Linked DNA regions of Mus musculus: region 1 is linked to region 2. Evidence: chromatin loops called from intact Hi-C (ENCODE). Cell type or tissue: heart. All regions are shown on one strand.

Region 1 (8,000 bases), 62 kb before region 2:
AGAGAGAGAGAGAGAGAGAGAGAGAGAGAGAGAGAGAGAGAGAGAAAGGGAGGGAGATGACCCAGCCAAGGGTGATATCCTTGCCTCAGCTTCTAGGGACAGGTACAGGCATGGTAGCTAGCTCCCAAGACCCTTTGCTCCTCACCTCTCAGGGTCCATAGCTTAGAGCTGTGTGTTCCCAGACTGAGCTCAGTTCTATAGGTAGACAGGGAGTGGCTAGGCTGTGAAGGACCTCATGACACCCTTGTTCTGAGGACACGTGGGTGTCTGGATGAGAGTATGGGTGTCTGAGTGGGCATCTGGATATCTTTGTGAGGGTGAAGATGTGGGTATTTGGGTATGAGTGGGTGGGCGTTAGGTGTCTGTGTGGGCACTGCTTTAGCTAGAGTGGTCAGAATGGCTGTACTGAAGGAAGAGATTTGAGAAAGCCCTGAGAAATAGCTGCCAGTGAGGCTCACAGGTATCAGGAGAGGAGCGTTTCAGGCAGAACCAACTCTCACATATACAAAGGCCACAAGCCACACATTGTGTGGCCGGTGTGAAGTAAGGCAGAAGCAGAACAGGAGAGTGAGATCTCCCAGTTCAACTTGGAGGAGGCGGTGTGCTTGTTCTGAGCTTGCGAGCCTGCCCTAAAAGTTTCCACCCTCAATAGATTGATACTGGTCTATGGTGGCCACTGGACAGACAGACAGATGCTCTGAGGTAAGCATCAGCTTGGGAAGGGCCCTCATCAAATGACAGCTGACAGGAAGGCACTGTGCACGCCTTGCAGTCCTCCTCATCTTCCAGGGCAGAAATGGGGAAGTCCTCCCTCTGCTTGCTGTACAGCCAGCCGCATTGCTATAGGTTCAGCTTCTGAGCTCAATCCAAGGTCCAAGCCTGGAGCCTGAGGCCTTCTGAGTGTTCCTAGCCCTCCTTCCCAGCCTGAGTCGGCCTCCCTCTCACCCACTCCTTCTGTGAGGTCTAGGTCTCCCCCTCCTTCTCTCTCTCTCTCTCTCTCTCTCTCTCTCTCTCTCTCTCTCTCTCCATATGTGTGTGTGTGTGTGTGTGTGTGTGTGTGTGTGTGTGTGTGTGTGTGTGTGAACAACCTCCCTCCACAATCCACCTCCTTTGAGACAGACTTTCTCATTGACCTGGGGCTCACCAGTAATGCTAGACTGGGTGGTCATGGAGCCCAGAGATCCTCCTGCCTCTGCAATTGATCCTCCCCAATGATGGAATTCCAAACACAAGCCACCCACTCATCTCTTTGTAGATCCTGAGGCTCAAACTCAGCTTCTCATTCTTGTCAGGCAAGACTGAGCCATATCCGCAGTACCTCTCCTCTCATCTGTTCTGCTTGCTGCTGTCTTCCTCCCTGAGGCTGAACTCAGCTGCACCTCCCTCTGACACTCACCGTACCCCCACCCTGCAAGTGACCCTGCAGGTGACCTCTTGTCACTGCTCAGAGCTTCCTGCCGCACCCTGAAGTCTCTTGTGTGAGTCTGCCTCTCTTGCTTTTGTCTTTCTGTGAGAGAGGCAGTTATTCCTCTTTGGCTTCTGTTATTGACAGTTCATGTACAGTTTCTTTATGCAAGTTCTGTGAATTTTTTTTAGATTTATGTGTGTGTATATGTGGTATGTGTGTTTGTGTGTGTATGTGTGTGTGTGTGGTGTGGTGTGTGTGGGGGTGGGTGTGGTGTGGGTGTGTGAAGTGAGGACGCATATGAGTGTAGGTGCCTGTGGAGACCAGAAGAGGGTGCTGGATCCCTGAAACTAGAATGCCACGTGGTTTTGAGCTGCTCACCATGAGTGCTGGGAACTGAGCTGGATCCCTTGTCAAGTGCCACCTGAGCCATCTCTCCCACTCTGAGATCTCTGGATTCTGACAAGCACATAGAGTTGTGGAATACCTCACTGTCAAGTCACACAGTCCTGCCATCACCCATGTCTTGTAGTGTGATGTAGTGAGCAGTCCCACACGTGTCCCAAGGAATTGCTTTTATCATTAGCCCCTGCTGCACCACAGATGTGTTGAATCTGGGACTTGGCCCTGGGGTTATGGACACCTGAAGTCTTAAGATCCACACAGTATCAGTCTTAGTGTCTGAGGAGGCTTCTTGCCTGGTGTCAGGTCAGGGCCTTCTTGCTGTTGAGGTGTGTGTGGAGGAGAATCGGCCTTCTCACTCTTTCTGTAAAGACACTAATCCTTTTGGGTCAGGACTTCTTACTGCATCTGTTCTCAACCTGGGGGTCATGACCCCTTTAAAGGTTTAAGAACCCTTTCACAGGGCTCGCCTAAGACCACTGAAAAACACAGGTATCTACACTACTATTCATAATAGAAGCAAAATTACATTTATGAAGTAGCCATGAAATAACTTTATGGTTGTTGGGAGTCACCAACCAACCATACATGAGGACTGTATTAGAGGGTTGCAGCATTAGGGAGGTTGAGAACCACTGCCTCTTGACCACTTTTAACCTTATTTTGTGTCCTCAAAGCCTTATCTCCAGATAAGGGAACAGTTAAAATTAGGGCTTCCATATATGGAGGACACAGTCTTGTTTTCTGTACCTCTAATTTGTCCTTTCCAAGAATATCACAGAACCAGAATCTTACAGCTTCTAGCTTTTTGGCATCTTGTGTAGCAACAAATATATTACTATTCCTTCTATTTACCTTGCTGTATAGTACTCCACCAAACATCCTACTGTTCATCCATTGTGGAGATTCTTCTATTCAGTGGGATGCTGTAAGCAGCATTTGCAGGTTTTCACAATTCTTCCTAAAAACACACACAAGATTCCACTAGTATGCCTGAGCATCCATGTGTCCCTTTCTCTTGGGTACAGGTTTTAGGATTTTAGATAAGTTTATACTTTTACAAGCAGCTCTTTCCCATAATGTTTGAACTAACTTCCATACGCTCCAGGAACACATGCCTTCCTGTAACTGCATCCACAAAGCACACTGTACTGTGAGGGCCCCTCCCCAAAGAATAAACAACTAGTTATCAATTGTTTGACCACTTTAAGGAGTACATCATAGTATCACAATGTGGTTTTAGTTTGGTTGCCTTGGTGACTGGTGGAGGTGAAGCCATTCACATGTATTCTCTTGCTCAGGGGAAAACCTCATTCAGAGAGTTGGCTCATTGTCAATCATGTATCTTATTTTCCCACTGCTGAGAGAGTTCCAAATTCTTTGTCAATTATGTGGCTCACAAATATTTGTTCCTGGCATGGTGTGTGCCTTTTCATTCAGCAGGAGATAGTTTTAGTTCTGATGACATCCTGTTTAAGGATTTCTTCATATATCTATATCTATGTTTGTGCTTATAATCTATAATCTACATCATCTGTATCTATAGAGAGAGGTATTAGATTGATTTTTCTTTAAGTGTGTGTGTTTGTCTGTGTGTGTGTAGGTGCCCAGGGAGGCCAGAAGAGGGCATTTGATCCCTTATAGCTGGAGTGGCAGATGACTGTGAGCCACTTCATGTGGGATTTGAATGCTAGGTCTCATGATTGAAGAACAAGCACTCTGTTGTTGTTGCTGCTGCTGGTGCTGCTGCTGCTGCTGTTTTGAGACAGGGTTTCTCTGTGTAGCCCTAGATGTCCTGGAACTTGCTCTGTAGACCAGGCTGGCCTTGAACTCAGAGACCCACTGCACACATCACCACTGGCTTCAGTAAGCACTATAACTGCTGTGTCTTCTCTCCAGCCCTAGATTTTTTTAAATGTATTCATTGTGCCTCCAGAGAAATTGACATGAGATCTTTACCTAATCTAAGGTCACAAAGATTTAGGTCCTGTTTCTTCCAGAATTTTCCTAGCGGATTATTATTATTATTATTATTTTGTTTTTGTTTTTGTTTTTGTTTTTCAAGACAGGGTTTCTCTGTCCTGGAACTCATCTGTAGACCAGGATGGCCATGAACTCAGAAATCTGCCTGCCTCTGTCTCCCAAGTGCTGGGATTAAAGGCATGTGCCACCACTGTCCGGCATAATTTTTTTTTTTTTTACATTATTAATCTTAGTAAATCTAAGTTTGTTCTTGAGGTACAATGTGATCGGGTTTCTTTTACCACTGCTTTCTCACTATGATGAACTGTCCCTGGAACTGTGAGCCAAACCAGACCTGTCCTCACTTAAATTGCTTTTGTCAGAGCTACTGAAAGATTAATACAGGCACAGTCTCGCTGCATTGCCCAGGCTGGCTTTGAACTTACAATCCTCCTACCTCAGCCTTGCTAGCGGCTGGACTGACAGGCCTGAGCCTCTAGGCCAGGATCTTGAATACATCTCTAACAACCTTTGAAGTCCCTGGCTCCTGTATCCTCCATCTGTCACCCGTGGGTCTATTTCTTTTGACTGGTTTTTCTCTGCATCAGAGTCTCTGGCTATTTTTTGTTACCAGAGTCTGGTAATTTTTGTTCAGATGCTCGATGCATTCCATGGGACTCTGTTCTGAGCTTGGATGTGTCTTGCTTTACAGTGATGCTGGGGTTTGTTTCCAGAAGAGAAGTTACACATGGATCTGGTTTTGTCCTCTAGAAGCGTGTCCCAGAACGTTGTTAGGGCAGCTCCTGGGTGGCCTCTGCCACAGGATTAGCTTTCTGTGACTAAAGCACAGTCTTCCCAAAAACTCTCCCAGGACCCAGCAGCAGATTTCAGCTGTGGCTGGAGGACACTGCGAGTGTCTCTGCCCACAGGTGGGTCCCCAGCTCCCAGGTGGCAGAGGTCTCCCAGTCTATCAGGGCCTCCATCCCCACCATTAATGACTCAAAGATCCTGTTACTATTTTGGAAGCCACTCTCTTCCTGACTCCTTTTTTAGTGCTCTGTCTTCTGACTTCCAGCTGTTTTGATCTCCGGAAGATCCCTCTCTGTCTCTTTAACTCAGTGATGTGGTCTGGGAACTGCCCCTGATAGAATATCATAGTGGTTCCTCATATTGTCCAAGGCCTGGAAAAGATCTCAATTTCACTACCCCTAGTTTTCCAATTGTTTCCTTTCTTTTTACATGTTATTATTATCTGTGTGTGTGTGTAATAGAAAGGTGTGTATGAGTGTGTGTATGCATATGACAGAGACAGAGAGATGTGTGTATGTATAATAGGGTGGTGTATATGAGTATGTGAGTGTGCATATGATAGAGAGAGATATGCATGCGTGTGTGTGTGTTTGTGTGTGTGTGTATGTGTGGGCATGTGTGATATGTATGTGTGTGTGTGTGTGTGCTGTGACCCACACGCTGAGGTCATCAGACAGCTTTCTGGTAACATTTCTCTCCTTGGTTTATCTGGTTCCAGGAATGGAGCTCAGGTTGTCAGCCTTGCCCAGGTGGCCCTTTTACCTGCTGAGCCCTCTTGATATTTCAATGCCACTGCCTAGAGTTTATTTTCTCCTTTCCTGGTCCCAGTCTTCCAGGTGTCCCACCCCACATCCTTGCCTGTCCTGTGCAACATACGACCTCTCCCCTGTGCTTGATGCCACACAGACCCAGGCCCTAGCCTCTGCTCTGCTTGTGGTCAGCCATCTTTCCGCTCCTCTTGGGGGCCTTACTGTACTGCTCTGTGCACAAGGGGTGTGTGTGTGGTGTATATGTTTGTATGTATGTATGTGGATTGTGTACATGGTGTGTGTATGGTGGTGATGTGTGTGTGTGTGTGTGTGTATGGTATATGTGTATGTGTATATGTGTAGTGTTTGTGTGTCTGGGTATGTATCAGCCTGTGCTCAGCAGCCTTCTTGCAAGTCTGGGTAAGGGTTCTCTGTATGTGACAGTCCCACAGCCCAAATCCTACCACACTCCACTGAAGAGCAGACCGTGGCTCCTGGGGACCCTTTGAGGGAGACCTTGCAGCAAGGAGGCAGGGGCTGTTTACCTTTGGGTGTGTGAGCATCAAAGAAGCTGGAGGAACCCTGCTGGGGTCCCCTGGCAGCCCCATTTGGGCAATAGCATTCTTTCCCCCAGGAAACAGGGTTCCTGGCAGAAGGTGCCAGAACTTCCAGACAGAGCCAAGACTCCACTGAGCAAGATGCTTCTTCATGTCTCAGTCCTGAATCTCTGTCCTTGGCCAAATGCCAACATCAATAGCTATCCACTGGTAACTGACTCCGGGTTTCATGTCATCTCTGGGGCCCAGGGAGTCAGAGGATTTGCTCAGCAGTGTGGGTTACCACCCCTGGCCCAGTCATTCCCACAAGACAGAGGGCTTGATGCACTTGGTATGCAGTGCTGATGTCTGGATGCTGCCTTTGAGGACACATGTGTCCTCTGCTTCCTGCTCTTATATTCTCGCTGGGATGGAAGGACAGTCTCCACCTCCTAGACTTAGGGCAGGAGCTCTTACGATATGACTGGCACATAGTGGAGACTTGCTGACCCTGTGGCACACACATTGGTAGTGCTGGAGATGTTAGATAGGTGGTACTGGATCCTGAACCCTGGACTCTCAAATAGCCAGGCTCGGCCACACCACCATCATCAATAGGCTAATTAAACAGCTAAGTTATAGTGAATGCAGAGAGGAGAGCCATTCAGTACAGACACACTGGGAAGAGGGACAAAGAGGTATAGTGACTCCCAAGTCTGTTTTCAAGGTCTGGATACAAGGCTCAGGCTTAAACAGAGGGCAGGAGGAGTGCAGAGCTAAGAGTCCTGGTCAGGGTGTGGTCCTGTCCATCACTGATCCATCACTGTCTCAGCTTCAGTCTCTCCTGCAAGGTGATCTGACAAGTTCTCAGAACTCTGGGGGGTCTCTGGGAGACAAGCTCCCCTCTGTCTGGCTCCAGGCTTTAGCCTTTCCCTTCCCAGTGTGAGATTCCTGGGGCAAATCCAATGCCTTGGGTTCCGTTGTTTCAGTGGTCTCACAGCTAAATGGAGGTTCACAAGCATCTCCTCAGGTTATCCTCACTTCTGCTGGCCTGGTTACAACTGGGGGCATCAGAAGAGCCCTGTTGCTTTCTCCCTTCTCTTCTTCCTTCAAACCTATGACCTGGTACCACTGAGCAGCCGGGGACCTCGGGGGCCTCTCACATGCAGACTCCATTTGTTTAACTGTGAAATGGGAATAGCAAGCTTCTCTCCACGTCCGTTGCCGGTGTAGGCATATGAGAGGCAAGAGTGTGCCTGAAACAGGGAAATGAGCCTGTTATTGTCCAGTTATTACTTGTTAATTTCATAGACAGATCTGCCTGAGAGCTTTGGCACAATGATGGATACAGCACCCTGGTCTCTACCTCCAGAGATGGGCACAGGGGAGGTGTGAATAGGCCAGGGGTGTAAAGAGGCCCCTTCTAGAGCTCAGAGTGCTGGGTTGGTGGAGGTGGCAGAGTACAGGGCTCAGTCATGGGCATGGATACAGGTACAGAGAGTGCAACTTGGCTATTATAGCTTCCTATTCTTGCTTCTCTGAGCCTCAGTTTTCCCAAGTGGAGTGGAAGTGGGCGAGGCTGGTTGTGATGCCAGAGGGTGACAGAGGACTGAATGATGAATGTAACCCTAACCCTGAGTGAGTCCTGGATGAGCATTAAACGCGGAGTTGTACCTCCACCTCAGAGCTGACTTCACTGCCCGCCTGCCCACAAAGCCAGTATGGAGTTGTCGCAGGCCTTGGCAGGAAAGGGCAGCACCTAAGAGGTGCTTCAGTGGTCAGGAGAGGCAAGAACCTCTTTGATGGCTCTGAGTCTGCAGAGGGACCAGCTTCCTGCCACCTATGTCCCCACCACCATCCCTTTATCTTTCCAGGCTGCACCGTCCCAGGGGAGCCCACCAGGGAAATCTGAGCTGCAGGCAGGAGCTGTGGGCTGTGTGTCCGCCTGGACCATCGCCTGGGGATGGGAGTGAGTCCCAGGTGTGACCATTGTTCCTGAGCACAGGTGAGGATAATGTGACCTGACAGCCTGAGGAAGGGCCCCTGGAGGATTCATGGGCACTGGAGAAACCAACATTCTGTGGACATCCCTATGGCCCCAGCCTCTTCACTTGCTTCTAGAGTCAGTGGTTTGGA
Region 2 (8,000 bases):
ACCTTTGAGAGGCACCAAAGACCTTGAGTCTTCATACCAGCTGCCACCCACACAGGCTGACGCCTCTTCCAACCCTGCAGGGGACTAAGGTCATTTGGAATTGTGAGAGGGCAGTGACATGGGGAAGGCCTGAGCTGGTGTCAGGTGTCAAGACATAAATAGAACCTGGGCAAGGCTACAGGAGAAGTCCTTTATCACTCTCAAGTGGGCTCTGAAGGTCCTGAGCTGGTTGGGAAGGTGAGTGCATAAGATCTCCCTAATCATATTCCGCCTCGAGGGACCTGGAGGCTGGAGGAGACACCAGGATCCCAATAGCCTGGGCAGGACCATTGAACTTTCTGGCTCCTCAGGCCAGGCCAAGAGACCTGGGCATGAAAGATCCCAACAACAGACACCAGTGACCTATGTTAGGGCTATCAGGGTCACAGTTCAGGGGAACAATAGTAAGTCTTGGGCTGTTCATGTTGGAATGGGGACTGGGCACAAGACAAGTCTCACATGAAACCGTTGAACAGCCATAGAAAAGTTGTCTCAAGTTAATGCACAGTTAGAGCTGTGCATTATATCCAAGCATATATCCAAGAGGGATATGCTTGTTGGAGACTAAGCTGAAGGTCCAGAGCCAGGGTCAGTACTCAAAAACTACCTGTGGCTCACATCAAAACTGCCTAGGGCTCCAACATGAAAGGCTCCAACAAATGCACCCAAGCACCCTTCTTCCTCTTATCCAGCATTTTCCTGTTCAGTACAAACAAGGAGCCCAGTGACGCTGTGTAGGGTATGGAGCTGACACTTGCTCTCTCTTCTTCCTGCTGCAAAATCCAGCAACGAGAGACTTATTGCACTCTCTCTCTCTCTCTCTCTCTCTCTCTCTCTCTCTCTCTCTCTCTCTCTCTCTGTGTGTGTGTGTGTGTGTGTGTGTGTGTGTGTGTGCATGTGTATGTGTGTTTGTGTGGAGAGAGAAAGACAGAGAGAGAGAGACTTCTGTCCTGGAGCTGTTTCCTTGGGCTTCCTGAGGAACAGTATTCAAACAGGTGTATGTGCTCTCCCATCAGAGGAGAGGGCATGAGCTGTCCACCTTCCCGGTGGGATGTGTAGGACATGGAGTGATGGATGCTTAGTCAGTCCTTTCTGCCATGAGGCCTTTGCACATATCCTTTGCTCTGGCCAGTAGGTCCACATAAGATTTCATGTTCCTTCCTGGGGGCTTTCCCTGTCTACCTGATGAGTTAACCTCTCTCCTAGTTTTATTCTGTTGCTGTGACAAACCCTCTGACCAAAAGTAACTCAGGAGAGTAAGGGTTTATTTGCCTTACAGTTCCAGGTACAGTTCATCTTTGCAGACAGGAGCTTGAGACAGTGGTCACACAACATCCACAGTTAGGAATAGTAAAAACCAAATGCACCCAAGCACCCTTCTTCCTCTTATCCAGCATTCTCCTGTCCAGTACAAACAGGGAGCCCAGGACCTTCCTGTTTAGTGAATAGTGCTACCTACTATGGGCTGGGTCTTCTCACATCAATCAATAATCAAAACAATCTTCCATAGGCTAACTTGCTTTATGCAATAATTCAGTTAGGCTCCTGTGGTGGCTTGAATATGCTTGGCCCATCGGAAGTGGCAGTATTAGGAGATGTGGCCTTATTGGAAGAGGTGTAGCCTTGTTAGAGGAAGTGTGTCACTGTGGAGGTGGGGCTCTGAGGTCTCATATATACACTCTAATCAGTCTGATTCAGACCTTCCTCCTGGCTGCCTGCAAATCAAGATGTAGAATTCCTGTCTCCTCCAGCACCATGTCTGTCTGCACACTGCCATGCTTCCCACTGTGATGATAATGGACTGAACCTCTGAAATTGTTAGCCAGCCCCAATGAAATGTTTGCCTTTACTTATAAGAGTTGTCTTGGTCATGGTTTCTCTTCACAGCAATAAAACCCTAACTAAGACAGCTCCCTTCCCAGGTGATTCTAAGATGTGGTAAGTTAATGGGTAAAATTAATCATCATACCTTCTAGCTGAAAAAACACTGCCCAACCTTGCTGACTCTCAGTCTGTCTCCCCACAAACCAGCAGTGTTTTTCTTCCTTACTCTCCAAGTCCGTTGCTTAGCTTGGTGAGCCTCATACCAGGTACAAAATAAATGAGAGGAGTAAAAGCCACACACCCTTTTTACCACTGTGCCTTTTAGCCTGGATAGGCCAGACAGGAAGACTCTGGCCCAAAACCCTGCCAGGTCTCCTCCAGGTAGGAGCCTCAGGAGATAGGTAGGGAAGAGCCAGTTGTCTCTGAAACCTCTGAGCCCAAGCACTGCAGGGAGGCCAGGGTGGGTTTTCGTGTTTGAAATCATGGGCTCTAGGATAGGCTGACACAAGTGCTGCCTGGAGGACACCTCAGTGGTGGGCATGCAATAGCCGCTGAGAGTCAGCTAGTGCGTTTTATCCCCCTCACCCCCTATGTGTGTAATATGTGGTATTGTGCTTCAGGACACCATCCACCTTGTGATTTGAAACAGGTCTCTCATTGCCTGGAGTTCACAGTGATCCCCTGTCTCCACCTCTCCAGCCCTGGGATTACAAGCACATGCTACCACATGGCTTTTCATATAGGCTCTGGGAGTGAAGCCCAGGTCCTCATGCTTGCAGAGTAAGCACTTTAATAATTAACTATGCAGACTCTCAATCTTTATTATTTGCTATGAAACTAAGGGTTTTTTTAATAGATTATGTAAAAGAAAGACACATATTTCAAACCCAGTCTGAAAGGAAAATTACAATATCCAGGAATCACATCAGGCTAAGAAACTACATCAGCCAGGATTAGGACTGGCTATGAGTCAAGGGTACCTCCCCAAGAGCAGTGGTCTGAAGAAGATAACAATTCTAAGTTGTAATACATTCCTCCCTTCTTCCACCCCTCATTGTGCCTCTCCCATCCTTCCTCTACTCTTTCCTTCCTTCCCTGCTTCCCCTGTAACATGGCCACACCTAGCTGCAAGAGAGTCAAGTATAGATGCCATTACATAAATAAGCCATGTACCTTTTCCACTCTACAGTATCTTTGTGGGGGTGGTTTGGAAAAGTCATTGTTCTCAGTTACAGTGATATTTGTGATTTCCCCAGATGTTTGGTCAACTGCTCAGGTTGACCTTCTTCAGCTGGCCATCTTGTACCTGGCTGGATCATTTCCTTAGCATAAGCTTCTAGAAGCTCAAAGGCCAAGTCCAACAGCGACCTGACATTAAACATGAATTGGTATCTGTAGTTTCTCTCCCTGTTTAAACCTACAGTGACTAGAGGGTACTGGGGAAAATGCCTAGGACAAGGCACACCCTCCCTGATTTCTCCAGTACAATGGAATATCTCATGACTTTTCTCAACCCAAAGGTCTTTCTGCATCTTTCTGTGGACTTCCCTAGGGTCTGTACCAGTCCTGTGAGACTGTTCCCAGTACACAACTGCACTGTGCAGTCCTTCCACATGGGGCCCAAGTATAGGGCTGTTCACCTGCATCAGGAACCCCTGGGTGGGGAGCTGGGACCAACAGAATGTGGGTGACTGTCTGGCCTTCCATCAGAGAGATAGAAACGCAGCCACCAGGTTTGGATGCTTCTTATGAGTCCTCTCAGACCAGTGACATCAGGAGTTAGTCCCACAGCATCCAATTCACATGGCAAAGAATTCACCAGGATGCCTGCTTAGTGTGAATTTCAGGCAAGTAGATATATACGTTATTTTTCTGTTGCTGTGTTGCTGTGATAAAATCATTAAGACCAAAACAACTTATAAAAAAAGACATTCAGCTGTGCTTATGGTCTCAAAAGGATAGTCTATGATGTCAAAGTGTAGGTGTGGCTACAGGAACATCTGAGAACTCACATTTTAAATTGCAAGCAGGAGAGAGAGAGAGAGAGAGAGAGAGAGAGAGAGAGAGAGAGAGAGAGAGAGAGAGAGAGGGTTAACTGGGTATGATGGGAGGCTTTTGAAAACTCACAGCCCACCTCCCAGTGACAAACCTTCTCCCATGAGGCAATACCTTCTAACCCTTCCTAAATAATTCTACCAACTGGGGACTAAATATTCAAACACATGAGCCTAGGGGGGCCATGCTCATTCAAACCATCATATTCCACTTCCTGTTCCCCATTGGCTCATAGCCATAACATAATGCAAAATGCATTTAGTTCAACGTCAAAAGTCCCAATAGTCTGTCACAAACTCGATACTTTTTCAGAAGTCCAAAGTCTAATATCTCTTCTGAAACTCAAGACAATCTCTTAACTATAACCCCCTGAAAAATCAAAAGCAAATCACATACTTCCAACATACAATGACACAGCATATACATTGCCATTACAACAGGGGGAAAGATGGGGGTAGGCATGGTGAGAAAATGCCGGGTCAGAGTGAGGCCAAAACACAGCAGAACAAACTCCAAATCCTGTATCTCCACGTCTCAGGCCAAAGATCTCTGATGGCTTTTCCTGTCTAGCTTTTCTGCCTGCAAGGGAACTCTCTCTCATTTGGGCTGGCTCCATTCTTCATGTGCAGCTCTCCTTGGCAGATGTCTCGTTGCTCTAACACCTCTAACATAGTGGGTTCTCCAACACAACTCAGGCTTCCCTTTTGTGACAGGGCGAAACAGGGCAGAGGTTCCTCCACCTTATATTCTTACTGGGGCCATTTCAGGTTTAACTAGAATTTGATCTCCTCCATTGGGGATCCCACGGGAAATTATCAAACTCTATTCTAGGAACCAAAGCTCAGGACGTCCTAGGAACTTATCTTAGCTTCTGTCAGAACTGCCTGTTTGTGCTGAACCCCCTCCAGCTAACTGCTTATCTTAGCTTCTGTTAGAACAGCCTGTTTGTCGGAACCTGCCAGGAAGGGACCCTACCCAGTTATCCTCACCACTTCAATTGCTATGAAAGTTGCTGGTATCATTCCCTGGATCCATCGCTCCCAATTAAAGGTGGCTGAGGACTCTTCAGATGGATTGTCGCTGTTACTTTGGACCCAGTAAGATAAGACTGGTGGAGATCATTAACCCAGAACACTTTGTTCATCCTTTTCCTTTCTCCCTGTCTGGAAACAGGAGCATGTAACTTTCAGCATCCCCCTATCTGGACTTGGAATTAAAAATAAAAGACACAGGAAGGTGAAAGTCAATCTGATTGTAAATGAGCACCCCCCCAGCCCCCTTCCATAGAGACCTTTGTTGTTTTATGCTTGCTTTTGGAACTTGTTTAAACTGTAGGAGGGATGGCTGCAGGGACCTATCTTTTGAGATAGAAATGCAGAAATTCAGTTGTATTTATGTGCTGTGAGCATGCCTTCACATAGTTAGGGGCCAGGTAATGGGAGGAATTTTCTATTGAGCTAAATGAGGGATACAGTTAGGTCAAACTGGAGCTTCCCAGAGGCATGCCAGCAGCTATGTAAACATAGAAAGAATGGTCTCTTCCAAACCTGGCATGATTAGGAACCATAATGATTCCATAACCAGAAGACTAAGAGATTAGAGACAACACAGGGATGACTATGCTCCATGGGACACTAAAAGAACCTGAGAGATAAGACTCTCTTATTCTGCCAGAAGAGACCCAGAGAATAAGTTCACCATTCAGAGGAGGCCACCTTCTCAGGCTCCCAGATCTATGGGTCACAACAGAGGCCTGTACCCTCCCCAGGGAAAAAGACTCAAACCTGACCAATGTTTCCTCCCATGAGATTAGCCCCAAGCAGCACTAAAAGCATTATTGCCCTAGGCCCCTCTGGCACCAGGGATGGGAATCCTTCTATATTCTTTTCCCTTGACAAGGTTCACTGTTTGCTCAATCGCTTATGGTTGGGAATTGTTCGAGATTGCTGACTGTGCCTAAACCCTTAACCCCATACTACAGAGACCACCAGTCCACCAGCAAGTACAGACAATCATAACTGGAAACAGCCTAAGCTAACACTGGAGACCTACAGGAAGCTGGAACCTCCCTGGCGTTCAGGACTTCTGACCTAGGTGCTTGCTTTACTTTAATGCTTGCTATTCTACTTTCCATGTCAATTCTTTTCATGGTCAGCAGCAAGAGCGTGTGAGACCACTTGGTGGGCATGCACAAATGGTTTAACTAAATGTACCTCCTCCGAGGCATTCCAAAATTAATCCCTCTTTTGTGTCCCAGTGCACACCCTACCCAAGGATACTCATATAACAGGGAAGAAGAGAGAAGACACTTTAACATGGACCCCAGGCTGCAAGAGGAAGAGCAAGCCTCACCTATCCTCATTTGGCTCCTAGTTGGAGCTGGTATTTCTGGGCCTGTAGCCATAGGAATATCAGCCTTTAGTTGGTGATAAAAAACCAGAATTGAGTAAAGAATGTACTAGGGCTTAGGGATATTGCAAGACCCCATATCTAGACTAGAGAAACAAGCAGATACCTTAGCAGAGGGCATTCTGCAACATCAAGGAGGCTTAGGTCTTCCCTTGAAGAAACAAAGAGAATTGGGTACAGCTTTAGGAGAAACCTGCTATTTCTATGTCAACCAATGAGGGGCAATCAAGGAAAACTTCAACAAAAGGGAAGGAAGGAGGCATGGATTAGATAATTGGTATTAGTCTCTATCTTGTCCCCATGGCTGAACACCTTACTGTCAGCATTAGCTAGACCATTGATTCTTATCCTGACCAGGCTAATGTGGAGTGCAGGGGAGACTCTGCACCCTCAACTGCATGGCCACCTACACCAGAGAATATACTCAGTTATACTACTCATCCCTAGGAGTAACTATATCCCTTAGAATAGAACAAGCCAATGATTTGACACATGCCTATAGAGCCAGTGAGGAATGTGACAGGGCAAGACATTGCAGAGGATCCTCCATCTTGTATTCTTGCTTTGGCCATTTCAGGATTAACTAATCTGGTTTAATCTGATCTCCTTGGTGGAGAATACCCATGGAAAATTATCCAGCTCTATTCAAGGAATCCAAGGTCAGGATTTCCCAGCTAACTTAGCTTCTGTTAGAACTACCTGTTTATGTGGAGGCCCCTCCAGTTAACTGCTTATCTCAGCTTCTGTCACACTGCTTATTTCAAACTACTTACTTCTGCAAAGCCCACTGCAGCTGCCTAGTGAGATTCCAGGATATGGTTTCTTCCTTTAAAAGCCCTGTGCTCTGGACATGCAAGAGGTCCCTGAACACTTGGGTGTGGTTCCAGTTGGCTGGAATAAAGATTTTTCAATTGGCTACAAACTGTGTCTGAGTGGTCATCTCTGGTGAACTCACCATAACGTTCACAGTTTTCTCAGGGTCTCAGTGCAGGGACTTGATTTTCCCTGCCATGCATGTGACCTCAGTGGCTCTTCTTAACCATGGAGGAAGATTCCATAAGCTCTTTACTCCTGTAGTCTTGATGATTCTCTAAGGAACCTAACTTAAGAGCCATTTTGTGTGACTTGGAATAATGCCAGGCATGTGACATAGAAGCTTGCCACTAGGCAGTTCTAATAAGAGCTAGGCCTCCGAAGCAAGCCCCTGGCAGCCCACTGAGCAAATCAGATAAAGCCTAGTCCAGGCCTCGACATGCTAATGAGTTACCCTCATGGTGGTGTGGATGTGCTAGTGAACCAGCCCCAAACTATGAGCCCTAAGAGCACAAAGCTACTGCCCAATGAAATAATACAAAAACTGGAATATTAAAAATAGTCTTTAGGATCCAACCGCTGCTCTCTGGAGATGACTTATCTAGCCTCTGTTTGATACCCATCAGGAAGAGAATTTGAGACTCTCTGTTTGGCCCTGTCTTCCGTGACCACTGAAATTCAGGCACTATTGCTGGGCCCACACATGCCCACCTGTCAGCACTAGCTATTGGCCTGAAATCTCAAGAACCCCTTAGGACTCATCCTTAGGATGATCCCTCATCCTCCTAGGATGCTACAGTTGAAAGACTTCATGGTGAATGTAGGTAGAGCCTGCAAGTTTCTGAAGTGGAATCGAATCC

What was found. A loop is a pair of places that touch in the nucleus more often than their neighbours do. Peaks named below come from ENCODE experiments on the same cell type or tissue, not always from the same donor. Only the 100,000 strongest peaks of a DNase experiment are listed, where the experiment ranks them.
Region 1: it touches region 2 in a loop (3-fold over the local background); 1 of 42 quality-filtered maps calls a loop at or near these places.

Annotation. Positions count from the first base shown.
Region 1 is chr7:145,141,907-145,149,906 of GRCm38, reverse strand. No RefSeq gene overlaps it. Among named protein-coding and RNA genes, the nearest start is that of Gm45181, 21 kb to the left of the region's middle. In heart, a CTCF peak has its summit at 3,399 (motif pointing right); no DNase peak of the experiment used is centred here.
Region 2 is chr7:145,080,100-145,088,099 of GRCm38, reverse strand. No RefSeq gene overlaps it. Among named protein-coding and RNA genes, the nearest start is that of Gm46023, 15 kb to the right of the region's middle. In heart, no CTCF peak of the experiment used is centred here; DNase peaks (open chromatin) are centred at 149, 4,543, 4,819 and 7,185; H3K27ac peaks cover 213 bases.